Linked DNA regions of Homo sapiens: regions 1, 3, 4, 5, 6 and 7 are each linked to region 2. The links are chromatin loops, found by intact Hi-C in ENCODE. Cell type or tissue: PC-9. All regions are shown on one strand.

Region 1 (4,000 bases), 330 kb after region 2:
CAGTTCAGGCTGGGCACTTGGCACACTTTGTCTCTTCTGACCCTCCAACAAGCCCCTGAAGTGGGGACTATGAAGCTTTACAGAAGATGATGCTCAAACTCTGAGACCAAATGTCAGTTTCCCCAGGTCTCCGGGCTAGGATTTGAACCTGGGTTACTGTGACCCAATGCCCATGTGTTACTCCCACAATGCACAGTCACCCTGAAGAGGGAGGTGTTGCTCTAAAGCTCCACCAAAGCTCCAAAATGAAGCAGAAGCTCAGATGCAAAAGGGAAGAATCCATCCCCTGCGTGTCTCTCCTCCATGCCCCACCTTCTGGGGTCAGAGATCCAAGGCCTCATTGGGCAGCCCTGGACTCCAAGGCCCCGTCACCCCAGAACCATTTGAGATTCAATGCCTGTGTCCAGCTCCCAGGAGTCCAACCGTGAAATCCACAAGTGCAGGCCCCACCCTGTCCTGCAGTTCTCTTTCCCTTATGATAATGTGGTTGAGTCCTTTGTCACTCCCTCCTCCTGCTGGCTGCAGAAATGACCTCAGCCCAGGCCAGAGACCCCAGCTCTGGCAAGGCCTCTTGTGGTCGGCCAGGCCCAGGCTGAAAGCCAAGCAGAATCAGGCAGGATCTCTAGCGGGAGGGAAACCTGATAGGACCTTTGTCAGACTTTTGTTGTGAGGCTTTGGTTTTAGGAGTGATGAGGGAAATAAAGTGGAACAGAAATTGATGACTAAACCTCGAAGCCTGGGTTTTCAATGGAATGTAAAAGCCACGCCCAGGCATGGAAAACAAGATGGATGTCTCTCGGAGCTGGGTCCTGCTGGGAGGCCCATGTCCCCTGCCAGCCAGCGATGTCCTCTGTACTTGGAGCTTTCTGGGGGGGAAAAGAAAGGGCAGCTTGGTAGCAAGGAGGGACGAGCGCAGGCCTCTTTAGCTCGGCCTCTGAGGAGTTGTTCTGATGCTCCTCAGCACTCAGGGATGCGCGTGGGCAGGTGGGATGGGGAGGCCTGCAGTTCCCGGGCCCTTAGTACTTCATCCTTGGACCCTGAGCAGCCCTCAGTCCTGGCATCATCGCCTGCTGGGCCTTGGGGCACCCTGGGCAAAGCAGGGGGCAGGAGCAGTGGGGGACACCCTGTTGCAATGACAAGGACTAAGCCAGTACTCGCTATACACATTGAATGGTGTTTGGGCTTGACATGGTTTAGTGACTTCAGGCAGCTTTTAGCCAACTGAGGTCACTTTGGGACTGCGGCTACTGCTGCAGGCCAAATCTTCATGGCTTCAGGCATCCCTAGTGCCGTCCCCGTCCCAGCCTTTCTCCAGAATCAGCAGTCTCCTTTTCTTGAGTTACAAGGGCTGTGATGAAGCTCCTTTCCAAAAAGCATTTTGTGGCCAGAGCACACACAACACTTGGAGCTTTGGGAGTGAAATGTGTTCCTTAATGCCCTGCCGTATTCGAACAGCTGGCCCCGTTTCCAGAGTGAGGTCAGAGGGAACTCGACAGTGCTGTCTGAGCCACCCCCATTGTGTGACTCAGCTGGCTGTGTGCCTCTGATTCATGGTGACCAAAGCTGGTATTTATTATCTCATCAGTCTAGTCCTTCTGTAGCTGCCTGACCAGAGAGAGAACCAGACAGGCAGACAGACTGACAACCTGACCCACAGACTGAGCTTTTCAAAAGCAAGAGCAATAGGAAGTCACCTGCTTGGGCTCTCATCATCCCCATGATGGAGGGGGAGGCTGGAGGTCTGAGCACCCAGGTAGCCACGTCCTCTTCCTAAGGAGGGGGCTTCCCTGGGAGCTCCTGGCTTAGCTCTACTCTCTCCCACCCACTCTCTCCCTGGTAACCAGGAGGCCTTTGCTGGGGTGGTGGTGGGTGGTGTCGTGTGTGGCCACTGCACACAGCATGGAACATCCATGGCATCAGGACTGTTGGTAACAAATGTAAAGTTTTGGTGAAGAGGCTTTATCTTTGGCTCAGGGTTCCTGAAAGCCACAGCACAGAGACCAGGCTTGGGAAGCCACCTCGGGCTTGTGACTTCCTGGGTTTTGGTCTGTCCTGCCCGCCCCTCCTCAGTTCTTCAGATCATTATACAGACTTCCTTGGGAGAGCAGAGAGCAGGGAAGGCTGCAACCCACTGTGGCCCTTGATGCCAGGGAGCTCTTGGAATGGGCCTTTGACCACCTCCTTTGGGAGTGCAGTGTGCTCCTTCCTCCCCTTGTCGGTGTTTCCGCCTGGTTTCCAGTTTACAGGCGCTGTGTGAGTTTCCCATGGCTACTGTAACAAATTAGCACAAACTTAATGGCTTATAAATGCTTCATTTTACAGTTCTGGAGGTCAGAAATCCTGAAATCAAGATACTGGCAAGGCAGCATTGCTTTGGGAGGCTCTGGGGAGCATCTGTTTCCTTGCCTTTCCCAACTTTTAGAGGCCACTTGCATTCCTTGGCTCATGGCCCCTTCCTCCATCTTCGAGGCCAACAGCACAGCATCTGCAAGTCTCTGTCCCTCTCCGACTTCTGCTTCTGTAGTCACATCCCTTTCTCTGACACTGACTCTCCTGCCTTCCTCTTATAAGGACCCTTTTGATTCCATCAGGCTCACCCAGATTGTCCAGGGTGATCTCCCCACCTCAAGATCCTAAAAGTAATCACATCTTCAAAGTCCCTTTTGCCATGTCAGATAACATGTGCATAGGTTTTAGACAAGGATGTGGGCCTTTTAGGGGAGCCACAGGCATTGAACAGACCACTTACTAGCAAGGGACCTTCTGCAAATTGCTCAACCTTGTTATGCCTCATCTGTAAAATAAGGATAGTGATCTACCTACCCCAAGGGTCTGTTATGCTCCAACATAGCCTATAATCTATTCCATGTAATATATGTGGTTCTATGCTAGATGCAGAGCTCCTAGTAAATCTAAACTCTATAAATAAGATGCAGCTGCACTCCCAGGAAGCTTAGACTAGTGAGCAAGGTACTCAAATCCTTGGGGTCTGTAAAACGGGCTGTAAGAGGGTCATGGGCCAGATATGTTGGGGTGGAGGAAAGCAGCCAACTAGGAGGCTTTGAAGACAAGGTTGCCGTGGAATAGTGGTTTGCCAGGGGTGGAAGAGGATGGATATTTCCAGTATACAGAACAGCAACAGCTCAGGGCACAAAGGGACAGTGGGGCCAACCAGGGCAAGTGCAGGTAGTTCTGTGTGTGTAGAGCTTGGGCTGTGCCTTGAAGAGCAGAGATCCTCAACTGCCACACCATTCTCTCATTTGTCAAGTATTTGTTGATGTCCTGCTGTGTGTAAGATGCTGACTCAAGAGCCCCGACTCTGCCAGAGTGACACACTTCCCACAGTCCCTGTGCACTCCTGCCTGGATCTGGAGGGGAGGGCGGATGTGAATCCTTCACAATATCCTCCCGGGAGGCATGGATCCCGGACAAATGCAGTCCTGGGAGCGGAGGTGACTTCCTCAGCCAGGCCCCTGGCCAGCCAGATATACCATTGAGAACATTTCAATGCTTTGTTGTAGTGGTTGGTTTGAATTAGCTTTTCATGATTCAGAAAGGAAAACTTATTGTCAAGTTTGCATTTGCAGTATTTCCCCACCCAGGAGCAAATGCTTCAGGATCTGGATCACGTATGCACTGGGGTCATCACAGGCCTCCTGGGAAATGTAGGAACTCAGAGCTCTAAGAGTCCTTGAGTCCTTGCCCCACCGGCCCTTGACATTTGCACCCCAGTGACCTTGCCCGAGTTGCTGAGTTGCCCAGAATTCTCCAGTTACATTCAGGATGTCCATTACTCACCCTCCAGATCTGGCGACCCAAACACTGACTGGACGAAGCCCTTCCTTCCAACTAATGATTCCCTTTTGAAATGGGCTTTTCTCAATCTGGCGTTATATTTCAATAAAACAATCCTGCTTCCAAATCTTTCTACAAATAAAACAACAGAAAATTCAAAACACATGCCTGCAACTTCTAACTGGCAAAGCAATACACTTTGAGA
Region 2 (4,000 bases):
CGAGGCTGAAGAGGTGGGGTCAGCCCGGAACAAGGATGAGAAGGCAAGGCGCACCATTCTTTCATTGGTGTTTCTCCAAACACCCTGGGCTCCCCTGGCCTCACAGCCTGGAGAGTCTCATTCTGAAAGCGTAGGAGGGCGCCCGGGAATCTTTTTAACAAGCCAACCCAGGTGCTTCTTACAATCAGGAAAGTTTGGGGAACGTCACTGTACACCCTTTTCTGGGTCCAGGTCATGGAATGGAAACGTGAGCCAATCTATCAACGTAAAACCTAACACTGTTGATCAAAAGTAACGCCCAGGTGTCTTGTGCCTGCGAGTCCAAGCTTGTTTCTCGGGCGAGAGATGCCCCTTTGGGCGCTTAGGGCCGGGCGGGGTCGCGCGCCGGGCTGTGGGCCGCGGTGGAGACCTGACCCGCACTCCGAGGGTTCCCAGAGAGCCGGGGAGCGAGTAGCAGAGTCATCGTTTCCAGCTTCAGCCTGAAAAGCTGGACCGTGCCGCCGCATGTGCGCTTGGCAGCCGGGCGCCCCGGGCCCTGCGGCCACATCATCCTGGGGCGGGGACGTGTGCGCTCCGGGCGCCCGGACGCCACTGAGCCACGTCTGAGCCGCCCACCCTCGGGGGTGAGCGAGCCGCGGCTCGGGGCGGGACCCTGGCGGGGGGACCCGAGCGGTCTCTAGGACCCGCGGGACGCCGCCAACTGGCGGGGGTGCGGGGGAGACAATAATTTGTTCCGCGGTAATAAGAACGGTGACTGCTGGCCGTGGATCCATTTCACAGGCCTGCCTTCTCTCACTAACGCTCTTCCTAGTCCCCGGGCCAACTCGGACAGTTTGCTCATTTATTGCAACGGTCAAGGCTGGCTTGTGCCAGAACGGCGCGCGCGCGCGCACGCACGCACACACACGGGGGGAAACTTTTTTAAAAATGAAAGGCTAGAAGAGCTCAGCGGCGGCGCGGGCGCTGCGCGAGGGCTCCGGAGCTGACTCGCCGAGGCAGGAAATCCCTCCGGTCGCGACGCCCGGCCCCGGCTCGGCGCCCGCGTGGGATGGTGCAGCGCTCGCCGCCGGGCCCGAGAGCTGCTGCACTGAAGGCCGGCGACGATGGCAGCGCGCCCGCTGCCCGTGTCCCCCGCCCGCGCCCTCCTGCTCGCCCTGGCCGGTGCTCTGCTCGCGCCCTGCGAGGCCCGAGGTAAGTCGCCGAACTAGGGCGGCTCGCTGCCCGCCCCGCCGAGGGCACCGCACGCTGCGCCTGGGCGCGCCGAGGTCCAGGGCTGCCCCGAGGGGCGACGCGCCCCGGCGCATCTCCGGAGCCCCGGGGCTTGCGCTTCCAGCGCGGCGAGACCGACCCCCCCCCCCCAGGTGCCAATTCCTTGGGGAAGGGCGACACTTGGCCCGCAGCCCCACAGGAGCCAGTACCTGCCCCGGAGGGCACAGCCTCGGGACCGCTCCCCCGTCCTCACCCTCTTGGGTGACATTTGCAGATGTCTCTGTATCTTGACATTTACACGTGTCACTCGGGACGATGCGTGTCGGGTCCTCTTGCTGGCCCTATCCCGCAGTGAATATCCCCACCCCAGGCTCCGGGCCAGCCCTTCACCAGGTTTCCTTTCCAGCCCCGCCTCCCCCGCTAACACACTTAGGGGGGCGCGCAGCGGCCCCGCAGGTGAGGCAGCCCCCTCCTCCGCAGGTGTGCCTGCTGCTCTCCACAGCAGGCTCTATTTTCATAAACTGACTCTCTTACCTACTTCTTTAGTTTCCTCTCTGCCCCTCTTCCTGGCTTCCAGGTCACTCCCTAGCTGTCAGTCGCAGGCAAACTTTAGCGGAATTCTCCCTCCTTCCTCCACTCAGTTTCTCCGCCGTAAATAATCGCCCCCATCAACTTGGTGCACAGCGAGAACTTACTTAGTTTAACGTACTTAGTTTTACAGACTTAGGTTTTCCCGAGTTGTAGCCCCTTAAAATCGGGCACCTGTGGCTCCCGTTTGCACAGTGAGGACTCACCCAGCAGGTGCCTTTTTAAAAATCCGGCAACTTCCCCGGGTCTCCGCCGCCGCCGCCTTCTTTCTGCCGCCCGGGGCGCTGTCGGTCCACCGATGAACGACTTCCCTTGGCCGCAAGCTCTCAAGTTCTGTGATTCTATATAACAGGCATTTATTTTTCAACAACTGGCCTAAATCACGAACCGTTACCACTTTATGATACGTTTTATTTTGCGATTGCCACTGCTGCCCTCCGCCCCCACCGCGTCTACTGTAATGTGGCTAAAACCCAGTTCTTGTTAAAAGCCACACTGCGAAGACCAATTCGGGGATAAATGATTAAATACAAAGATTGCACAAAGCAATGAGAAAGTCAAGAAAGAATCCTGCTGAGGGTTTAAAGAACTCTACGACCTGTAGTGAATTGTGCTTTGAAAGACTTTTAAACAAATTGGTCCTTTTGAATGTTTATTAAGAAAGAACTTTTTAAAAAACGGAAAGTGTCTCAAAGTGTGCCTGACATGGTCTTTAACTTGGCACGTGCTTTGTACACATAAAGAGAAGTCTACTGAGCAGGGACAAATTTTTTTTTTGGAAGAAAATGTTTATTAAATCCAGCTAATAATGGGAAATTATTTCTTGTGTGTGTGGGCGGGGGAGGACTTTTACTATTTTATGAGTTCAGCTTTGGTAGAGAGAGTGTTTCCTTAAGACAGATATGACCCAAAATAGAAAACCAGGGAGGCCTAAGCACTTTGAATGGGTTACCTATTGTGATATATTCCAGGATTCACTGCTTGTTTACCCTTAGATTCTCAGTATCAAGTCTTCAATCAATCAGTGCCCCAAATCATACCATTGAGGCCGTATAAAACGCCAAACATATAATGAAACATTTCTTTGCATTGGCAAGAGAAAAGGAGGAATTACTACCTGTTGAGTCTGAGCATATTCTGAGTTTCTCCCTAGCCTTGTCTGTACCCTGAGCCCTGGCACAGTTGCCTACTTGGTACTTTCTGGGGCAACTCGGCCTAACAAGTCCAAAACAGAACCCTAGATCCCAGACTCTCTAGTTGCAAATCATTCCCTCCCCAGCCTTCCTGAACCCAGTAACAACCTCCTCTGCCTTCTCCACATGCCTTGTGCTGACATGCAGGAAGTCATCCCTGTGTCCCTCTTTTTACTCCGTAAGCCACCAACCTCCTAAGTATATTCCCACCTACCCACTTCCTTACATCCCGAAGTGTGCCTTTCCCAGTCCAGGCCACATTATAGGAAAAATCTCTTCTGCAGAAGCCTCTTATCCCTCTTACCCAACGGGCCTACTGGCTTTTCACCTTATCCCTGCATGGTATATTTTCCTCCACAATAGAGCCAAAGTTATTATTTTCAAACATGAGTTAGAGCATTCAAGTTTCCTGTCTAAAACTCCCCAGTGGCTCTCTAGCACCCTTAGGAAAGAAAATCCAAACCTCAGCATGACCTAATTCCTGTTTTCCTTTCTGATCTCCTTTCTTACCATTCTCCCTTTGCTCACCCTACTCCAGACACACTGCCTTCTCTTCTTTTCAACTACCCAATATAGTAGTGCCATCATTAAAAAAAAATTCAATGTTTGCACTAAGAAGACTTTGCAAATACTTTTCACTGTTTTGCCGTGCAGTGTTTTATGGCATTTCATCCCTCTTGTAACTTTTTGCTTTTCCTAGAGTTAATGATTGCCTTGTCTTGATTTTTGTTTGCTTTATTTTCTGTGCACCAAGCTGTGATATTGTGATATAATAAGAAATATGTCTCTGCCCCTGGTTCCTGGCACAGAACTCCTAAAATCCTTGGAATCTCTGGGGTATTAAGAGTGTCTTTTGTATGCTAATGAGCTTGTTAAGGCATGATTAGAGTTGGGACTTTTAGTGCCACCTCCCTTGCAACCTCCAGGGAGGGGAGACGGATTGAAGGTTGACTTGATCGCCAATGGTGTAATTAATCATGGCTGTGTAATTAGGCCTCCATAAACCCCCC
Region 3 (4,000 bases), 400 kb after region 2:
TGCCATGCTCTCTCCCCTGCTACAGTGACTGACAATGTTCACGCAGAGGCTGCCGCATGGCCTGGGCTGTGGCAGGAGGACAATGCAGGATGGAGCCCTGGCCGACCCACGGTGGGCATGGTGTGTAGGAGGGAATCACTGCTGCCATAAGCCACTGAGACTGTGACGCTGATGCTTCCAGCAGCATCACTGGGCCTGTGCTGGCTACCACATATCCCTTGACCATCCTCTCTCTCACATCCCGTATCTCACATCCCATATTCGGTCCACCACCAAGTTCTTAAATCCATCTTTAAAGCATATCCTGCATCCTCCCACTTTCCACACTGTTGTGTTGTCTCCCACCTAAACTGTTTCAAAAGCTTCTTCATCAGTCCTCCCTGCTGCTTGCTGCCTGGCCTCCCTACAGCCTGTTCCCAACTCAGCAGCCAGAGGGATCCTCGTAAAACATAAGCCGGATCACACCTCTTCTCAGCTTCACAATCTCCAGTGGCTTTCCCCGCCTCTCTCAGAGTAAGCCAGAGTTCTCCCAATAACCCTCAAGGCCCAGGCAGTGACCTCTCATGACCCAGCTGCCCTCGCCCCCATTATTTTCCTCCTTGTTCCCTCTGTTCCTCAATGCTCCTGGGACCAGCCAGGTACATTTGTACTGCCAGGCTTTCTCACCTGCCCTTTGCTATGTCTGGAAGGTTCTTCCCCCAGATAGTTGCAAGGCTCCAGGTATCCTTGCTTCAGATCTACTCAGAAGCTACCTTCTTGGTGAAGACTTCCCCACCTCTACCCCAGGCCCTCAATTTTTCCTATGCTGCTGCCCCTCAGTATGTATTGCCTGCTGACTACCTATTTTTACTTATGTATCTTATTTATTGTTTGCCTTCATCATCATGAGGGAGGAATTTTTTCCCAGTGCCGTATCCCCAGCATCCGGAGCAGTGTCTGACACACGGCAGACACTCAATAATACACGCTGATGGAATAAATGGAATGCGTGGCATGGGCAGCAACGATCACAGGAATTTAGGGCACAGACAATAGGGTAGTAAGGAGAGCTTCTCAGTGGAGGTAAAATCTGACCAGGGCAGAAGAAAGAATAGGGTGAGAGGGGAAAATCTGTCCAAACAGGGAAAACAACTGAACACACATGCAGAAAACGTCAAGGCATATTCAAAGGACAGTAAGAAATCTGACTGGAGGGTTTGTGCTGAGAAATAAGAGGCAACAAGAAAGGCAGGTGTAGGGAAACTGTGAAAGACATTAAATGTTAGTCTAAGGAATTTGGCCTTTATCCTTTAAGCAATGGAGGACCCACCAAAGACAATGTGACAAAAGAAAGATTAAAATGGAAATTAGCCCAGCAAGATAGAATGATGAGAAAAAAAAAAAAGGAATAAAGTCAACTCCTTCCATCAGAAAATACACTGGGCAGGTGTAGGAGCTGGGGATCCACAAATGAGCTAGACAGAAATAAAGCCTACATCCTGCAGGGGAAAACGCAGCTAAAGAGGGAAAGCACAGAAGCAATTCTACAAATGGAGAACTCAGTAACTGACTGGCTATGAGAAGCCATGGAGGAAAGCCCAAGTCAAAGACAATATCATTGTTTCCAGATAGACTGATGACTGATGGGAACAGAAACTGACAAATCAGGAAGAAGTTCTTAAATCCACAATCCAAACATCAGGTATTCTAGATAACCACTTTTTACAAGAAAAGCATTTGCTAGTTTTAATGCTATGTAGAGAAAGAAATAAGGAAGCAAAAGAGGTCAAGATTAATGCAGCCTAATTCTGCCACCTAGCGTCAAGATTTGTACTTGTAATTCTGTGAGAAACGCAGGCATTTCCCCACTGTCCTTAGAGCAGGGACCACAGATGTCACTGCCAGCCCCACAATGCCAGGCTGTCGTCAGAGTGAGAGTGCGTTCTCCAGCCTGACAGCAACCAGGTCTCTGGGGAGAATGCAGACAACACAGACACACACCTCAGGCTGGAAGCCAGCACACGCAGCTATGGTTTCTCTAGCTGAGGCTGCCTACCTGGCCACCCAGCAAAGGCACAGCCAAGGAAGAAAGAACGATGCAGGATGGCCCCATTCACCTGCCCAACACAGCTTGTGGTGCTAAGGTGATGGGGGAAAGAAAGATGTCTTTTTCTTTCTCAAGAGAAATGTTTCTCATAATTCATGCTTTTAGATAGAAAAAGCATACCTTCAATAAGTAAAACGACATGATTAAAATAACATTTGAGTAGTCAGAACAAGAACTATTTTTACATTGCAACTACATTTCAGATTTTTCTTAAGGTACAGAGAAATTTCTCAAATATCAGATATATTATCACTCAAGTAACAGTTGAAATTGGAGCTTTCATATACAGATTATATACATATTTATAGATATTTATACACACATACACATAAACATATCTATCTTCTCATGTCAGCACTTTTATCACAATGCAAACTTGAGAAAAGGCCAGGAAAGTGATGAACCTGTTCTGCATCTTGACTGCATCAATGCCAATATCCTGACTGTGACACTGCACTATTATTTTCAAAGATGTTACCATAGGGGAGAAATGGGAAAAGGTACAATCACTCTTTCTTACAACTGGATATGAATCTATAATTATTTCAAAATTAAAAGTTTCACTAAAAACCATATTTGTATCTCATTTTTGGTATTCCTGAATCACAAAATAGTCATTTTGCATTTTTCAAGTGGTAAATCTATCAAGGGGAAGAAATAAGTCAGAGATGATATGAAGACTAAGAAGAAAAACATAACTTTTTTTTTTTTTTTTTTTGAGACAGGGTCTCACTCTGTCACCCAGGCTGGAGTGCAGTGGCACAATCATGGCTCACTGCAGCCTCGACCTCCCAGGCTCAAGTGATCCTCCCACCTCAGCCCGGGACTACAGGCATAAGCCACCACACCTGGCTAACTTTTGGATTTTTTGTAGAGATGGGATTTCACTATGTTGCCTAGGCTGGTCTTGAACATCCAGGTTCAAGGGATCTGCCCACTTCAGCCTCCCACAGTGCTGAGATTACAGGCATGAGCCACCATGCCTGGCCAAAAGTGACTTCTTCATTACTCCTGGTGGTATTGGTTCATGCCAGAAGCATTTGGAAGGCCTGCTATATAACAGCCAGCACTGTCAAGGAACCGGCTAGAGCGTTAAGCAGGCAGAAGTCTTATTTGTCTCTCACTGAGTTTAATACTGGGTGAGGAGGCAGGAAAGGAACAAGAAGTAAACAAGTAAACAACAAGGTAAACAAACTAAGCAAACAAGTAAACAAGTAAAATAAGCCCAACAGAGCTAAATGCTATGTGGCATACAAAACAAGGTTCTGAGCTACAGGAGGCCTGCATGAAAGGATGGCTACTTCAGATGGCCTTCTGGGGGCGGGGGGATGTTTCATCTGAGATTGGCATGGTGTGAAGGAACCAGCTGTATAAAAACAGAAGGAAATGTATTCAAGACCACAGCAACGAGCAAGATCCTGCGATGGGAACCAGCTTGGCCTGTCCAGGCTGAGAGGCAGCCAGCGTGGTATAAGAGAGTTGACAAGGGGACAATGGTATGACATGAGATCAGAGAAGCTAGCCAGGGTAGACCATGCGGGGCCATTCCACGTCAGTGAACACAACAGCCTGATGGGAAGCTCACCTAATTGCATCAAGCTATTGTTTGAGTCTGTCTCTACATTCTGGATTTTAAATACATATCATTAAAATATTTCAGAAGTCAAAGAAGCTCTCAAAGGTACAGAGGTTTAATTTCAAAGTTACTGCTAATGCCTATTTTCCAAAAATTGTAATTCATAAAAGAGCATGAATACAAATGATGCTGACTCATTCTTTAATTTGAAACAAGCAGTGGCTTTTTAGAGACAACAGAAATCATTCCAGCTAATCAGGAAGTAAGGCAAAGTGGCAAGCAATTCAACACTGCACCTACGTATAAATGATACCATAAGTGTGCATTTTGGGGTCTTC
Region 4 (4,000 bases), 360 kb before region 2:
AATAAATAAATAAATAAATACTTAGTAATATACCTAACGAAGTAGTCAAAAGACCTCTACAAAGAAAACTGCAAAACACTGATGAAAAAAATCATAGATGACACAAACAAATGGAAACACATCCCACGCTCATGGATGGGTAGAATCAATATTGTGAAAATACCATACTGCCAAAAGCAATCTACAAATTCAGTACAATCCCCATCAAAATATCACCATCATCTTCACAGAATTAGAAAAAACAATTCTAAATTCATGTGGAACCAAAAAAGAGCCTGCATAGCCAAAGCAAGACTAAGCAAAAAGAACAAATCTGGAGGCATCACACTACCTGATTTCAAACTGTACTATAAGGTCATAGTCACCAAAACAGCATGGTACTTGTATAAAAATAGGCACATAGACCAATGGAACAGAATAGGGAACCCCAAAATCAGCTCAAATACTTATAGCCAACTGATCTTTGACAAAGCAAACAAAAACATAAAGTGGGGAAAGGACACCATTTTCAACAAATGGTGCTGGGATAATTGGCTAGCCACATGTAGGAGAATGAAACTGGATCCTCATACAAAAATCAACTCAAGATGGATTAAGGACTTAAACCTATGACCTGAAACTGTAAAAATTCTAAAGATAACATTGGAAAAACCCTTCTAGACATTGGCTTAAGCAAGGATTTCATGATCAGGAACCCAAAAGCAAAAGCAATAAAAACAAAGATAAATAGCTGGGACCTAATTAAACTAAAGAACTTTTGCACAGCAAAAGGAACAGTCAGCAGAGTAAACAGACAACCCACAGAGTGGGGGAAAATCTTCTCAGTAAGAAAAAAAAAATCCCATCCAAAAGTGGACTAAGGACATGAAGAGACAATTCTCAAAAGAAGATGTAGAAATGGCCAACAAACATGAAAAAATGCCCAACATCACTAATGATCAGGGAAATGCAAATCAAAACCATCAGGCGACACTGCCTTACTCCTGCAAGAATGGCCATAATCAAAAAATAAAAAAAACAGCGGATGTTGGCATAGATGCGGTGATCAGGGAACACTTCTACACTGCCGGTGGGAATGTAAACTAGTACAGCTACTATGGAAAACAGTGTGGAGATTCCTTAAAGAGCTACCCTTTAATCCAGGAATGCCACTACTGGGTATCTACCCAGAAGAAAAGAAGTCATTATACGAAAAAGATACTTGCACACACATGTTTATAGCAGCCCAATTCACAATTGTAAAATCGTGGAACCAACCGAAATGCCCATCAATCAACAAATGGATAAAGAAACTGTATGTATGTATGTGTGTGTGTATATATATATATATATATGATGGAATACTACTCAGCCATAAAAAGGGACAAATTAACAGCATTTGCAGTGACCTGGATGAGATTGGAGACTATTATTCTAAGTGAAGTAATTCAGGAATGGAGAACCAAACATTGTATGTTCTCACTGATATGTGGGAGCTGAGCTATGAGGACGCAAAGGTATAGGAATGATACAATGGACTTTGGGGACCTGGGGGGAAGAGTGAGGGGGGGTGAGGGATAAAATAATACAAATGTGGTGCAGTGTGTACTACTTGGGTGATAGGTGGACCAAAATCTCACAAATCACCACTAAAGAACTTACTCATGTAACCAAGTATACCACCTGTGCCCCAATAACTTATGGAAAAATAAAACAATAATAATAATGATAAATTCTACAAAAAAGGAATAGAACACAGGGCACTGAATTGCAGCCCACTCTCAGCCACACTTGCCACTTGACAACCACCTGTTCTCTGCTAGACCCTGCCATGAGCCATTACGCAGATTGTCTTGTTTGTTTGGATAATGACCTCTTGAGGTAGGATTTCTTCCCTCCCATTTCACAGATGAAGAAACGGATTTGCAGACTGTAGAATGTAAATTACTTGTCCTCTGTCACTCAACCAGCAAGTGGCTGAGCTGGGCCCCACATCCAGCTTCTTTGACTTCCAAGCCCATGTTCTTCCACCAGGCAGTGCTGTCTTTCTTCTTGGCTGGGCATTTCTCCATATTGTTTCAGCAGGTCTGGAGAGGAGGTTATCAGAACTCTGTAGAGCCTCTTGCCTGGATGGTTGGTTGCCATTTTTCAGCACAACCCACAGGAGCTAGACCTGCACCTACTGGCCTGTTCTGCCATACTTTTTAAGGTTGATTGCTTCACTGTCAATTTCAGACTCTCTTCCTCAGGCCCTGTGAGGTTCACCCAGCACATACAGTCTTGTGGGCCTCCCCACTCCCCAAGCCACCCAGCCATGGGATGCTCTGAACAGAGCCGCCTTGTTCTTCCATGGGGCAGGTAGGAGGAGCGTACAATTGCGCAGCGCAGGAAAAAGCAGCTACCACCAGAGGGCACTGTGCCCCTTACATGGTTGGTACCTAGAGGACAAATGGCCCTATCCACTTACTCAGCAGAAGAAGGTGATTCTCTGAGATTTACATTCTCTTTTGGCCCAGACACTGCCTTATGAGGATGAATCACAGTGACTGCTGCATGTTATAGAATCCTTATGTGCTCTGCTGGCATATTGCAGTTGAAAGAAAACGAGCCACTTTAAGGCATTTCCCCTTCCATCTAACAGTGATGGATGAGGATCGCTGGGGCTGCCTTTTCCCAAAGCACAAATGAATTCACTTGCTCTCTTTAGAACCCACCGTTCAATTGATTCCGACACTAAAATATAGTAAGTAGTGTCAGAGAAAGGTCAGCAGATTGCTTGGAATTGCAGGCAAAATCCTATACCTCCTGGTCCTTGTTGATTTTAGTTAAATACAGTATTCATGTGCCAGTCAGCAGCTCAATCAACTAGAAGGGGAGCTGTGGCTCTGGATGGGGAAAGCCAAGGATTTCATTATGTAATGGAAACTGCTTTTATCCCTAGTATCAAGCGGCCCAGATGTAACTGGCTTTAAATTCTTCTGACCTAGTAGACACTCTGATGTTGAAAAATATAAAGTAATGTCAACATTCTGGAAGGGAAAACATGAGATGGATATTGGGCCAATTCTTTTACAGTTTGGTCCATTGGTTTTGATATGCTGTGCATGGGCAGCCACCTTGAGAGAGTGAATGCTGTGGTAGAGGCAGGACCCAGCGTGACTGCAACTGGCTGAAGATGTGTCACTGTCCATCCACGACAGAAGTCCAGGCTGCTGGGGCAGCACTCCACAAATCCTGCTGTTCGACTCTTGCTGTGCTCTGGTCTGCAGGTGGGGAATGGCTCTGGTCAGAGCCTCCTTGCCATGTGGATTTGGTCCCTACTTTCCTGTGAAAATCCTTCTTCCTTCCGGGCCTCAGTTTCCCCATCTGTAAAAGACTGAGTGGACTCTGTGGCTGAGCCCCTCCATTGCAGGCTGCTCCCAGGCTCCTGGGGCTGGTTCTCAGACATTGGCCTAATAAATACCCACTTCCATGACTCACCTGGGTTCCAGCCAAGCTGCTGCCTGGCAGCATGGAATGACCCTTCCCCATAGAAATCTGCATTTTAATAGGGGATTGGGGATTTAAAAAAATTATAAAATCAGAACATTCTAATAAAAAAATGAAAGTATACTACTTTACCACCCATCTTGCTATTAACTACATTCTCCGGGGATAATCTCTATTTTTCTAGAAGTTTTTCTATGCATAGAAACTTACATATATTATATTGGGCACATACTCTTTTAATTTTTTAACAAAGTTGTCTATTTACTAACAATAATGGTCTTCTCCTGATGATACCATAGGGGTACCCTTCCCAGTAAGAACAGAGAGTTACCTCATTCATTTTGATTGTGGCACAGAGTTCCCTAGCATGGCCGTATCTTAATTAATTGGTCAATTTTTACTGGTTGACTTTTAGGAGGTCTCCAATGTTTCACCTTTACTATCAAGGCTGTGTGAACAACCTCTCCAAATATCTTGGAATGCATGGAGTTGCTGGATGGAAAGGCATGTGCATTTAACTGTTATGAGGTTA
Region 5 (4,000 bases), 250 kb after region 2:
TGTTTTAGAATCAATTAGTGGTGATGAGTATATAATATTGTGAATATACAACAAAACCCACTGATTATATATGCTTTTAAAAGGTGAGTTTTATGGCAAGTGAATTTAATCTTAATTTTAAAGGACAACTTAACTCTACCTGATATCAAAATAGAGTATAGAGCAATAGTCATTGGAACAGTGTGGAATTGGCACAGAAACAGACAAATGGATGTCTGTCTCAGTGGGCTAGCACAGAGAGTACAAAAGTGGCACCACAAACATACTGTGGGCCTTTGATATATGCCAAGGTAGCATGTCACATCAGTGAGAAAAGGAAAAATGGCAGCAAAGCACAGCTGGCTCTCATTTTTAGGGGAAAGTTAGCATTGAACCTCACAGTCCCACAAAAATTAATTCCAGATGGATTAAAGAGCTAATTGTCAGACTATAAAGATAGAAGAAAATAAAGAAGAACATATTTGTGACCCTGAAAACAGCCACCTTGAGCTATGCAAAAAATGCATGAAGAGAGCGACAAATGCATTTAGATTGATATACACTGGAAACTCTGAACAAAAAATACCATAAGCAAAGTTAAAAGACATTTCCCATGTAATAACAGGCAGAGTATTAATATCCTGAGTATATAAAGAACTTCTAAAATTAATATGAAAAAGCTCAACAGAATAATAAATGTCCCTGCAACCCCTTAACCCTATCACCCTCCTTTCATCGCCTTTTAGATGATCTGAGAATTTTGTCATCTACGTTGAGACCAAGAGATCATCTTAGCCCCTTTCCCATGGTGGTGTCTGGTTTTCTTCATGACTCAATTGCATCTGGTGCTTTTTCTTAGCAAAGTCAAGGTGGGTTTTGTTGGGCAGAATGACTGGACACCAAGCTCTGCGCTGGACAAAGTGCATGACTGTTGTCGTGTGTGAAGGAGCTGTGTGCTAAGGAGGGTGCAGTGGAGACAGACTAACACCTGAGCTGCTCAAAAGAGGAGCTTCTCAGAGGAAACCCTGAGAAGATGCATGTACCTTTCTCTGCAGAGACCTGCACCCAGCTGGCGTCCAGAGGATCTGAGTGAGGAGTACTGAGTATACTCAGCCACTTCTTGCCAGTCTGCCACTTAATTGGGGCTGCAGCATAACCTTTGCTCGATGATAAAATTAACCTTGATTCCGGACTGATATCTGTCTTCACTAAGGAAGTGTCTGTGCTGTGGTTTCTTTTTGTAAGCTGTGACATTATCAAAGAATAGAATATTGCAGGCATGACACACGGGAACTTTTGTCTTAGACTTAGAAGACCTTCCTATTTTTCTTTCCTGCCGAGATAGACTTTCAGCTCTCAATTGGGTAATTCAGTGAGGTCCCCTCCTTCCTTCTTCACCCCCACTTCCTCTCATCTGCTTTCCCGTTTTCATAAGCCACAGATTTAGGCCTTGTTTTATTACATTTCACAGTGTGCTTAAATACCCCCTACAGTTCTTCATCTCATTACAAAAGACAATTTACATGAGGGTAAAATGGCGATGTCAATGTGATTTGTTTTGCTGCTGGATTTTGTAAAACGTTCTGTATCAGGGCTTTCCTGTAGGGTGCCAGAGAGACAAGAGTGAAACTAGGGTTCATTTAAAAACCGCTGTTGGTAATCTGTAAGTAAATCAGATATTCCCGACATAGACCCTGGCTGGGTCATGTTGGGCTTTGCATTAAATATTAAGACTGTAGAACAATATTTTATGCAATGGAAAATTCTATAGTTAAAAACAAGAGGCAGTTGATTTATTATAAGTGGGCAAAAATGTGTTATAACTGAAATGGGATTCTCTCCTCCTCCCCTTTAGGGTCACTGTTACTACCATGGACATGTACGGGGATATTCTGATTCAGCAGTCAGTCTCAGCACGTGTTCTGGTCTCAGGTAAGTGGCCATGACCATGGCGGCTCTAGTCTTCAGCCATCTACTGCAGGCAACCTCTGTCTTTTCCTGCTCGTGCTAAAGCACTGAGAGTGAGTGATGGGGGCTCCCAGCTCAGCTACACCTCCACCTAGGCAAGAGAACACGGAGGCCCTCTCTCCACTGCTTACAAGAGCATGGCCACCCAGGATCTTAGCCTCATGTTCATGCCCCCTCTTACAGTGCCATCCTCAGGCCTGGTGGGGTAAAAGCGACTGAACTGGTTGAGTTTCTACATCCAAGCATTTTGTGAATTATTTTCCATTTATGTGGCTCTGATGCTTTATAATTCCCAGTGCTAAAAGATAGAACATTACATACCAATGTTGAAGCTGCTGGCTTAATGTAAATCTTAAAGGGCCTCCTCTCATTAGGAAACAAAGTAAGGAAACTAATTTAGCAACAACCAAGGTGAGTTGAATAGAGGCATGGATTGGTAGGGGGTTTGCTACTATGCTACGGGCATGATGCAGGAAACAATTACCTTCCCATGCTAGACAAGTCAACCCCAGGTGTTACTCACAGCCCGCTTCCTTCCACATCACAGTTATTGGCCATCAGGTGGCCCTTATGTGCTCCCCAGGAAAATCATTTTGTTTGATAAATTTCCAGCTGTTTCAGCCTTTTTACTGGATTTGCTTATCGAATTTGTGAACTAAATGTTTGTAACCTCAGAGTCCTGGGTAACTTTGGCCCAAGGCACCAAAGCATGATTCCATGGGAGGGAAGAGAGAGAAGGCCCTGGAAGGATATACCTGCTTGAGTTAAAAAGCAGAATCACATTCTGCGCATCAGCAGTTCCTGTGACGTCTTTGCAGGTTCTGTGTGGGATCATGGAGGATGAGAATATGCATGTGACACACACAACAACCACACACCTACCAGTTTATTCTTTGCTGCCCTCACTTCTACTCCAGCCAGCAGAGAATGAGAGTTCTATTTGCTCACATGTTCCCCATTGCTCAATACATCTGATTTATCTCTAAGTATTTACCAGCGTTGGTCCTTTCATGTAACTAAAAATAAGTACACAAAGCTATTCCTCTTCCTCGTTCATCCCGTTCCAGTCCCACTCAGATAAAAATGCAAGCTGGGAATTCCCCTCCCAGCTTTCTCATCCCTTGTGCATGTAAACACATAGTCAGAGATTGGGGTGTGTATTTGTTTATTTTTACAAACATAGAGTCACATCATATACATCATTCTACGGCTTTCTTTTGTCACCCAACCCTGTCTGTCTCTCCAAGTTAGCAGACACAGACCCAAATCATTGAGTGAACACACACATTTGCATGCACACACACATTTCTGCATACCTGCATTTTTTTAAAAGCATTTTTATGTCCTATTTATGCAACACAATTGAACTTTAAGATGTCTGCTACTCTGAAAAGTGAAGGAGGTGCCTTGTGGTTTGAATTTGCTTCTCTTCAGTTATTCATTCGTTCAGAAAACATTCCTTGAGTGCTTCCTCATTGCCAGTTCTGTTCTAGGTTCTGGGGGCACGGCACTGAACAAAATGCATTCTTCCTGGAGCACTTCCTAGTGGAAGGAACAGACAATGGACATAGAGTAAGATACATGATGTCAAGGATCATGGAGAAAGACAAAGCTGAGATGGAGGACAGGAAAGGCAACAGGTAGTCAGGGAGGTTCGGAAGGAGGTGAGGTGAGCCCTTTAGATGAGGTAGGTAGCATATCAGAGAGAAGAGCATGTGCAAAGCTCCTGAAGCAGAAAGATGCCTGGGATATTCCCAGAGCAGCGAGGTGGCCAGCATAACTAGAGTGGACAGGGACAGGGAGGCAGTAGAGAGAAATGAGGTCAGAAGGGAAGTGGAAAGGTAGGATCACCAGGGGTCACGAAGGTGATCAGATGTCCTTTGGCCTCCCCCCCAGTGATGGGTGCCAGGGAGCTTGGAGCTGAAGTGATGTGGTCTGACTTCACATTTTTACAGGGGCACTCCAGCTGCCAGGCTGGAAATAGACTGTAGGGAATGTGCACAGAAGCGGAGGCTTGGGTAGGTGTCTTCAGAGTAACTCTGGTAAGAGGTGG
Region 6 (4,000 bases), 450 kb after region 2:
AGGCATGCACCACCACGCCTGGCTAATTTTGTATTTTTAGTGGAGATGGGGTTTCTCCATGTTTGTCAGGCTGGTCTCCAACTCCCAACCTCGGGTGATCCACCCACCTCAGCCTCCCTAAGTGCTCGGATTACAGACGTGAGCCACCACGCCCAGCCTAGAGGTACTATTCATAATAGCCAAAAACAAGAAACTATACAAATGTTTATCAATACTGGAATAAATAAATGGTGCTATATTAATGGAACAGCAATGAGAAAGAAGGATCTTCAACTATCTACAACAATATGGATTAATCTTACAAACATAATGTTGGGGAAAATAAGTCAGATCCAAATAAGTACATACTGTATACTTCTATTTACACAGAGTTCAAAAGCTGGCAAAACTAACCCATGGTGTTAGAAGTCAGGGCTGTGGTTTCCTTGGCAAGCATGGAGATTGAATCCGGAAAGGAAGAAGAGGAGGTACTTCTGGGGTTGTGGCAATTTTTTTTTTTTTTTTTTTTTTTGAGACAGCATCTCGCTCCAGTGGGTTCACTTTGTGAAAATTCAGCAAGCCATAAACTTATGATATGTGCATTTTTCTGTATATCCTTTTTATTTCTATAAAAAGTTATGTTTAAATTTCAGTTAAGGAATGAAAAAAAGGACAAAAAATAAATCACTAAATTCAACTAAATACCTACAAACAAATGGAAAGACTATGATGGAAATCAGGATTATTGTCTTAGATTCAAAAGTGTCAAGCTATTAGGTCAAAATTATAGCCTTATGAAGTCTGGTGTTTGAGCTTTAAATTATACATTTTGCACAGTATTCTCTGATGTTTCCATTTGTCCTAATATAAAAATGTTTCTACATATATACTAACAAGTAAAACTGATGCTCCAGCAATATGTACCATGCTTTTCCTGTAGTTGAAAATCTACCATCAAACATGCTACTACCTAATGACGAATTCAGAGAAGGTAAAGAAAGTATGTAAACCTTTCCCTCACTGGTGGCCCTTATTAGCTTAAAAATGTAGTCTTCATATAATATAGCAAGACATTTATGCAAGTCTAACATTTTTAGACTAAAGAAAAAAGTGTAATTACTATATTAATAGAAAGACTTAATTATCTTTCTATTCCAGCCACTGAAGTTATTATGACAGAATTGTTATACAAAGGTAACATAATAACATGTAGCCAAAATATATAGGAGAAGATATTATAGAAATATATTGGACAATTAGTTAATAAATGTTATTTTTCAAATGTTATGACATTTGTGACATTGGTCAGCTTTTTATATTTTTAATTATACTTTTTGGCATTCTAAAAGACAGATTTATAATCTTTTTTGTGTTTATAATCAGCATTCTTTTTCTTAAAGACAACTCCCCAAACTGCTTCAGAATCACAAAATCTTGATTTGCCCCAATTGAGACTGAAGTTCCCAACAAGACTTTAGTTTCTTATCACATCAAATATATATTAGATGATAACCCTGCTGTCTTATACCACCTGGCAACTAGGAAGTAAGAGACAAAATTAGTTGAAGGAAGTCATTCATATATTCATTCATCAAGTAAATATGTAAGGCTTCTGGATGCCAGGTGCCATGTAAAGCTATGAGGATACAACAGTGAGCTCAGATGCGGCCCCTGCCTTCAGGAAGCTTATAGTTCCACAGGGCAGAGAGATAACAATCAGATAATCCCCAGTTACAAACTGCTGTCGATGCCACGAAGAAATATTATGAAGATGACCACAAAGTAAAATACAAAAATAGGCTGACTTTCCGTGAAGGAATGAATGGGGGGATGTCCCAAGACAGGGTGTCTCTATCAGAGTAGGAGGAGATGTCTGGAGAAACAAGCAGAGAGATGAAGGCCAGCAGCTCTGCCCACACCCCCAGGCAGAAGAGATTGGGGCATGCACAGCATAGCCTCCACCCTGCTGAACTGCAGCACTGAGCAGACCTGGGGAAGAAACAGCATCGTGCTGGGAGCCACAGCTCAGCCAGGCCCATGGCACCATCCTGCAGGGCAGGCACCAGCTGCTCCCGAGCAGCAGCAACTGGCAATTCTAGCAAGACACTGTTGTCACCTGATGATTCAGAGTTGTGAGGACAGCCAGACTGGGATAGAATCCTGGTTCTGCCACATTCCAACTGTCTTTCTCTTCGTGATTTGCAAAAAAAAAAAAAAAAAAAAAAAAAAAAAAAAAAAAACGGTAGGGGTACAGGTGGTGGGAACTGAGTTGCTGCATGCTAGGCTGTTAGGTGCCCTGCACAGAGCTCAGTACACAATGCTAAATAAATGGCAGCGGCTCTCATCATGGACCTCTCCCACCTCCTCCTCCAGTCTGTTCTGTCTCTTCGACTTGGTTTGGGGACCAGCCTTAATTCACGCAGGACTGGAATTCTGCCCACAGCTCAGTCCCCATAACTAGCCAGACATCCCGGAGCCTTCATCTGCCTGCCCAACATTGCCACCTACTGCCCAAGGCTGGATTCCCTTGGAGCCACGCTCAGCTCAGCCCTCAGCCAGTGCTATAAGGTAGATGCTGCCCCAAAACAGGCAGAATTATAATAATACGTGTTTAGGGATATATTCATGTACAGTAAACTATAAAGAAAAGCCAAGTAATAAAACGCAAACTATCTTTCAATTATAAAAACAGTCTTCCTGCTGCAGTAGAAGGGTCACTTTAGTAAAGAAATTAACATTTCTATTATGAAACTTTAAATACAGCACAATTTTAATATGTTTTTCTTCCACATCACATTATGTTGAAATTAGCTATTTAACTGATTGTATGCATTTTAAGAGCAGGACTGTGTTTTATTATACTTATTTCCAAAACCAAACAAAATATAGAAAAATCAACCAATGAAACTTGCAGATGCCAATAAAACAAGCCTCAATAAATTTAAGAAGATTGAAATTATATCAAGCACTCTCTCAGATAACAGTGGAATAAAATCGAAAATCAACTCCAAAACGAACCTTCAAAACAATGCAAATACACGGAAGTTAAGTAACCTGTTCCTGAATGAGCACTGGGTCAAAAACGAAAACAAGATGGAAATTTTAAAATTCTTCAAACTGAATGACAATAATGACACAACCTATCAAAGCCTCTTGGATACAGCAAAGGTGGTGCTAAGAGGAAAGTTCATAGCCCTGAACACCTAAATCAAAAAGATTGAAAAAGTGCAAACTGACACTCTAAGGTCACACCTCAAGGAACTAGAGAGCCAAGAACAAACCAAACCCAAACCCAGCAGAAGAAAGGAAATTACCAAGATCCGAGCAGAACTAAATGAAATTGAAACAAACAAAAAAGACGAAACATAAATGAAACAAAAAGCTGGTTCTTTGAAAAGATAAATAAAATTGATAGACCATTAGCAAGATTAACCAAGAAGAGAAGAGAGAAAATCCAGACAACCTCATTAAGAAATGAAACAGGAGATATTACAACTGACAACACAAATACAAAAGCTCATTCAAGGCTACTGTGAACACCTTTACACACATAAGTAGAAAACCTAGAAAAGACGGATAAATCCCTGGAAAAAATACAACCCTCCTAGCTTAAATCAGGAAGAATTAGATACCCTGAACAGACCAATAACGAGCAGCAAGATTGAAATGGTAATTTAAAAATTACCAACAAAAAAAAAGTCTAGGACCAGACAGATTCACAGCAGAATTCTACCAGATATTCAAAGAAGAATTGGTACCAAGTCACCCTAATACCAAAATCAGGAAACGACATAACCAGAAAAGAAAACTACAGACCGATATCCTTGATGAACATAGATGCTAAAATCCTTAACAAAATACTAGCTAACCAAATCCAACAACATATCAAAAAGATAATCCACCATGATCAAATGGATTTCATACCAGGGATGCAGGGATGGTTTAACATATGCAAGTCAATAAATGTGGTACACCACACAAACAAAATTTAAAAAAAAATGACATGATCTCAATAGATGCA
Region 7 (4,000 bases), 190 kb after region 2:
CTGGTGACTACATCATGTCTTCCCTGTACATTGCCAGTTCCCCATCTCCCAGGGCTGCTGTAATGAAGCACCACAAACTGAGTGGCTTCAAACAACAGAAACTCGGTCTCTCGCAGCTCTGGAAGGCAGAAATCCTAAATCCAGGACTTGTGACTTCTGGCAGGGCCACGTTCCCTCCCAAGGCTCTGGGAGGAACCCTTCCTCGCCTCTTCCAGCTTCTGGTGCTTGCCTGGGGTTCCCTGGCGTTTTTGGCTCGTGGCAACAACACTCCAGTCTCTGCCTCCCTTGTCACTTGGCCTTTTCCCCTGTTTCTCTTCTGTATCTCTGTTTCGTCTCATGGCAGCCTCCTCTCTGCGTGCCTGTGTTCAAATTTCCCTCTCCTTGTAAGGCCCACACTACTCCAGTATGACCTCAACTTAGCTTGGTTACGTCTGCAAAGAACCTATTTTTAAATAAAGTCACCATCACAGGTGCCGGGAAGTAGGAGTTAAACGTATCTTTTTGGAAGGACGGTTCAACCCACGGCACACATCATGTTATCCTTTCTCAAATGATCCCTTTTTCTCACTCCGTTGTTCAATAACCATTTGGCCTGTGGAAGAAATTCTGACTACTTTAGCCTGATGCTCATACTCTTTTCCAGCCTGGACAACCCCACCTTTCTAGGATCACGTCCTATTACCTCCCATATGAGAAATTTATGCCCTGCCCAGACTGGTCTACTGTTTCTAGAACATTCCATGTGCCATTTACAATATCTGTGCCTTTGCTTACAGCATCTCTGTTGCTTTGATTTAACCACCACCACCACCCTGCCCCCATCACGTACACAAAATCTAAGTCCTAACAACTCTCCAACGTCCATCTCAAACCACATCCTGGGCTCTTTCTCTAGAGTCTTGGAGACTCCAACCTATTGAGAATCCTCTCTCCTTTGAACATTCTGAACCATTTAGAGCTTCTCATCTGGTGCTTTGTTGCTGCTGATGTTGCTCTTGCCATAAATAGCTAACGTTCCTGGAGAGTTCACTGGGCACCGTAACTGAGCTCTTTGCACACATTATCTTATTGGCACCCCACGGCAGCTCCACAGTGTGGGAACCATTATATCGTGGTGTTGTCGATTAAGATGCTGAGGCTGAGGGAGGCAAATCCCTTGCCCAAGATCTCACCAAGTAGTGGGAGATGGAGACAGGAGTCGTGCTGATTTTTCTGACTCCAAAATTCTGGTTTTTAACCTCCAAATGCTCCTGCTTTTATTGGTGTTGGTTACTGTTCAATTTCATTTTCATAATTAGAGCATAAACTTCCTGAGCCTTGAGACCATACTTGAAGGCATCTGATCGTGTTTGGGGATCAATGTCATGGTTATTAATCTGTTACTCCATTTTCAAAGACAAAAACCATTGAGTTAACTGAAGACCTAGGAAGTCTGGAGTCCTTCCTGCTCCCTCCTAGTGCCCTCAGACCATCCAGTCCCCGTGTGAGCTGCACTTCTTGCCAACCTTAACAGCTTGCACCTGTTCCACCTCATTATGTGGCCCAGGTCAGACCCTGCATGGAAATACCAATTCATAGAATATTCTAATTAATAGAACAGTGAATATTAAAGAGCATCTCGTAGGTGGTAATTGTCTGGTAACTAGTGTGTAAGTCACTGTCCTTCCTTCTGTTGATGGACTATATACATAGGTCATGGTGCGTGTGGAAGACCCCATTGAGTGCCTGTATTTTGTGCCAGTGGGCTTTTGTTTTTGTTAGTCAATCATTTGACCAAAAAGCATTGCTTTGATCAGGTGCACACTGTCTATGTTTGTTAATAGAACAAACCTTAATGCCTTTCTCAAGGTCATGCACAATCTCAATTAGCTAGAGAGACAGGGATAGGATGACTTATTTTAAAAGAATGCATCCTTATTCTTTCATTATCAGGGAATATTACTGACATGTACAGAAACTTTATATGTATTCCATTTGTAATTCTAAATGTTTATTTTTCTCTGATTTAGTAAAATAACTCACTGAAGTCTAAAAATGAAAACCTGGTTTTGTTTAGATGTGTAAGACGGTCCGAGACACACTCTGGGAAGCAGCAGCAGCTTCCCACAGACAGGGTCACATGATGCATGGGGCTGATGACACTTGATGAGCAGAGGTTTATGGGAGCGTTTCTGCGGTAGAATCCCAACGCATTAGCTGGAGGCCAGGAGGGGCTGCGAACTTGACAATATGGCTGAGTCATGGGTAGTCGTTGAAATTGGCTGGTGGCCGTTATGCCTAAAATGACTCATGCACTGCAAGCAGATATGATTGTTGGCATGACTTGAAATGAACACCGGCCATTTCAGCGGGATGGTCAGGCCCGCTGATCTCGATGGTGATTAGGTGGATAAGTTTTCAGCAGGGCTGGGTTGCCTCATCCTCCTGTCATTGTCCAAGGCTTTGAAATCACTTTTTCTTACACTTTACTGAATCATCTAGATAATTGCCCCAAACGAAACCTTCATTCAGGTGGTTAGTCTAAACTTATTGGGGTCTTCAACCTGGTAAGCAGGTAGTTTTAAAGTGAGACTGAGGACTTGACTACATAACTTAAATTCCTTATTCCTAGGGCCCCAAAAGCACAAAGCTCACCATAAAAAGACACAGATGCCCTGAAAGAAATTTCTGGAATCTACAGGCCTTCTGCTCAAGCCTACCTTCCTTACTCTTTGATATCAGATAGTGGTAATAAAATGGGACATATTTCTGATATACTGGGAAAAGTCATTTCTTCCCCTCTTGAAAAATGTTCTCCTCTTTTCTCACCACAGCTGGGAGTTTCTAATATGAATAAAGTGCCAGGAATTTGGCAGTAACAGTATATTCATAAATACACATGAAATTTGGTGGGGTTTAAAGAAAAATAAAATGGAAAGAGCATATTGTCAGGTTTAAGCACAGACCTACCTTGAGATGAAAACTGAGTCTGTTTGTAATGGTTGTTCATTTGCTTTGCAAGGATGCGTGCCAGGCACTCAGCCTCATCCAGAGGTGCAGGCAGAGATCCCCGGCACCCACAGCTGGGTAGGAGCAGCAGGGGAGGTGCTGGATCTCTGTCTTCAGGCCCAGAAACAGAAGCTGCAGGATTCACACGAGCTAAAGGCTACACTGGCCCTGGTTGCACATTTTGCGTCCACAAACCAGATAGCAAATATTTCACTGCAAGAGCCGGTGAAATGCAGAACATATGGCCCCTCCCAATGGCTCCAGGAGCTGGAGACAAATCCAGCATGTGGGTGATGAGACTTGCCGGGCCCTTCTGGTCTCTCTCCTGGTTGTGTAAATTCTGTCGTCTTACACTTCATTAGACCAGAAAAAGGTACAGACCTTCCTGATAGCGTGACCTCCCCTCTGCCATGGCAGGGTTGAGATTCAGTCTTTGAAATGTGTCTACTGATGCCGGAGAGCATGGGCGTCTGCAACGGTGACTGACCCCTCTCCTGTCCTGCATCTGCACCTCCCACAGGGGGCTTTCCAGGGAGGGCCGTGGACTCAAGGGAGGAGAGCAAGGCCCGTAGTGGCTGTCCATCTTGACTGAACACCAGCCCCAACCCATGAGGAGATACCTGGTTTGCATCTTCACGCTTCTTAGGAAACAGTGATGTTAATTTGGAACACATGTCTTTGTGTGGAATGAAGAACTGTAATTTCACATTGAAGCCCCAGTCCCTTCCCTCTCCCATTCCTGCAGTTCACGGAGGTGATGTCACCCCATGCGTGGTGGAGACTTAGGCCTTCCACGTACCACCCGCTGTCTGGGGCTTTCAGGCCTGTGAAGCATTTTCTTGCTTCTTCTCCACTCATAACCTCCCTCCCTTCCCAAAGATGTCCCTACCAGCATCACTTCTCTCTGTCACATGGCCACCTAAGTATCTTTACTTCAGCCTCCAAATTCATTGACTATTTGTTGGGCACCAGTGATATATAAATACCAAATGCAGCCAGGCAGGCTCCTGCA

What was found. A loop is a pair of places that touch in the nucleus more often than their neighbours do. Peaks named below come from ENCODE experiments on the same cell type or tissue, not always from the same donor. Only the 100,000 strongest peaks of a DNase experiment are listed, where the experiment ranks them.
Region 1: a loop joins it to region 2, with 7 times the contacts of the local background. A loop is called at or near these places in 4 of 110 quality-filtered maps.
Region 3: it touches region 2 in a loop (13-fold over the local background); 74 of 110 quality-filtered maps call a loop at or near these places.
Region 4: it touches region 2 in a loop (25-fold over the local background); 6 of 110 quality-filtered maps call a loop at or near these places.
Region 5: it touches region 2 in a loop (5-fold over the local background); 4 of 110 quality-filtered maps call a loop at or near these places.
Region 6: a loop joins it to region 2, with 5 times the contacts of the local background. A loop is called at or near these places in 6 of 110 quality-filtered maps.
Region 7: it touches region 2 in a loop (9-fold over the local background); 4 of 110 quality-filtered maps call a loop at or near these places.

What each region holds. Positions count from the first base shown.
Region 1 is chr10:126,060,163-126,064,162 of GRCh38, reverse strand. All of the region lies in intron 14 of ADAM12 (ADAM metallopeptidase domain 12), which reads left to right. Among named protein-coding and RNA genes, the nearest start is that of FANK1-AS1, 89 kb to the right of the region's middle. In PC-9, no CTCF peak of the experiment used is centred here; DNase peaks (open chromatin) are centred at 562 and 1,532; H3K27ac peaks cover 2,745 bases.
Region 2 is chr10:126,385,249-126,389,248 of GRCh38, reverse strand. ADAM12 (ADAM metallopeptidase domain 12) reads left to right here and starts at 772. Exons shown (of 23, transcript NM_001288973.2): 1 at 772-1,191. The coding sequence starts at 1,104. In PC-9, CTCF peaks have their summits at 1,854 and 2,057; a DNase peak (open chromatin) is centred at 2,068; H3K4me3 peaks cover 2,441 bases; H3K27ac peaks cover 1,044 bases.
Region 3 is chr10:125,980,301-125,984,300 of GRCh38, reverse strand. It overlaps FANK1 (fibronectin type III and ankyrin repeat domains 1), which reads right to left. Exons shown (of 11, transcript NM_145235.5): 2 at 3,963-4,000. Among named protein-coding and RNA genes, the nearest start is that of FANK1-AS1, 9.0 kb to the right of the region's middle. RefSeq lists a silencer at 1,841-1,890. In PC-9, CTCF peaks have their summits at 1,576 and 1,785 (motif pointing left); a DNase peak (open chromatin) is centred at 1,790.
Region 4 is chr10:126,747,620-126,751,619 of GRCh38, reverse strand. No RefSeq gene overlaps it. Among named protein-coding and RNA genes, the nearest start is that of C10orf90, 79 kb to the right of the region's middle. In PC-9, a CTCF peak has its summit at 2,358 (motif pointing right); no DNase peak of the experiment used is centred here.
Region 5 is chr10:126,133,495-126,137,494 of GRCh38, reverse strand. ADAM12 (ADAM metallopeptidase domain 12) reads left to right here. Exons shown (of 23, transcript NM_001288973.2): 5 at 1,835-1,911. Among named protein-coding and RNA genes, the nearest start is that of FANK1-AS1, 160 kb to the right of the region's middle. RefSeq lists an enhancer at 1,118-2,317. In PC-9, a CTCF peak has its summit at 2,102 (motif pointing left); a DNase peak (open chromatin) is centred at 2,974; H3K27ac peaks cover 331 bases.
Region 6 is chr10:125,932,944-125,936,943 of GRCh38, reverse strand. All of the region lies in intron 1 of FANK1 (fibronectin type III and ankyrin repeat domains 1), which reads right to left. Among named protein-coding and RNA genes, the nearest start is that of FANK1-AS1, 38 kb to the left of the region's middle. RefSeq lists an enhancer at 1,993-2,493. In PC-9, a CTCF peak has its summit at 2,480 (motif pointing left); DNase peaks (open chromatin) are centred at 2,113 and 2,413.
Region 7 is chr10:126,197,680-126,201,679 of GRCh38, reverse strand. The region is part of intron 3 of ADAM12 (ADAM metallopeptidase domain 12); the gene reads left to right. Among named protein-coding and RNA genes, the nearest start is that of ADAM12, 190 kb to the left of the region's middle. RefSeq lists a silencer at 1,069-1,249. In PC-9, no CTCF peak of the experiment used is centred here; a DNase peak (open chromatin) is centred at 2,269; H3K27ac peaks cover 2,075 bases.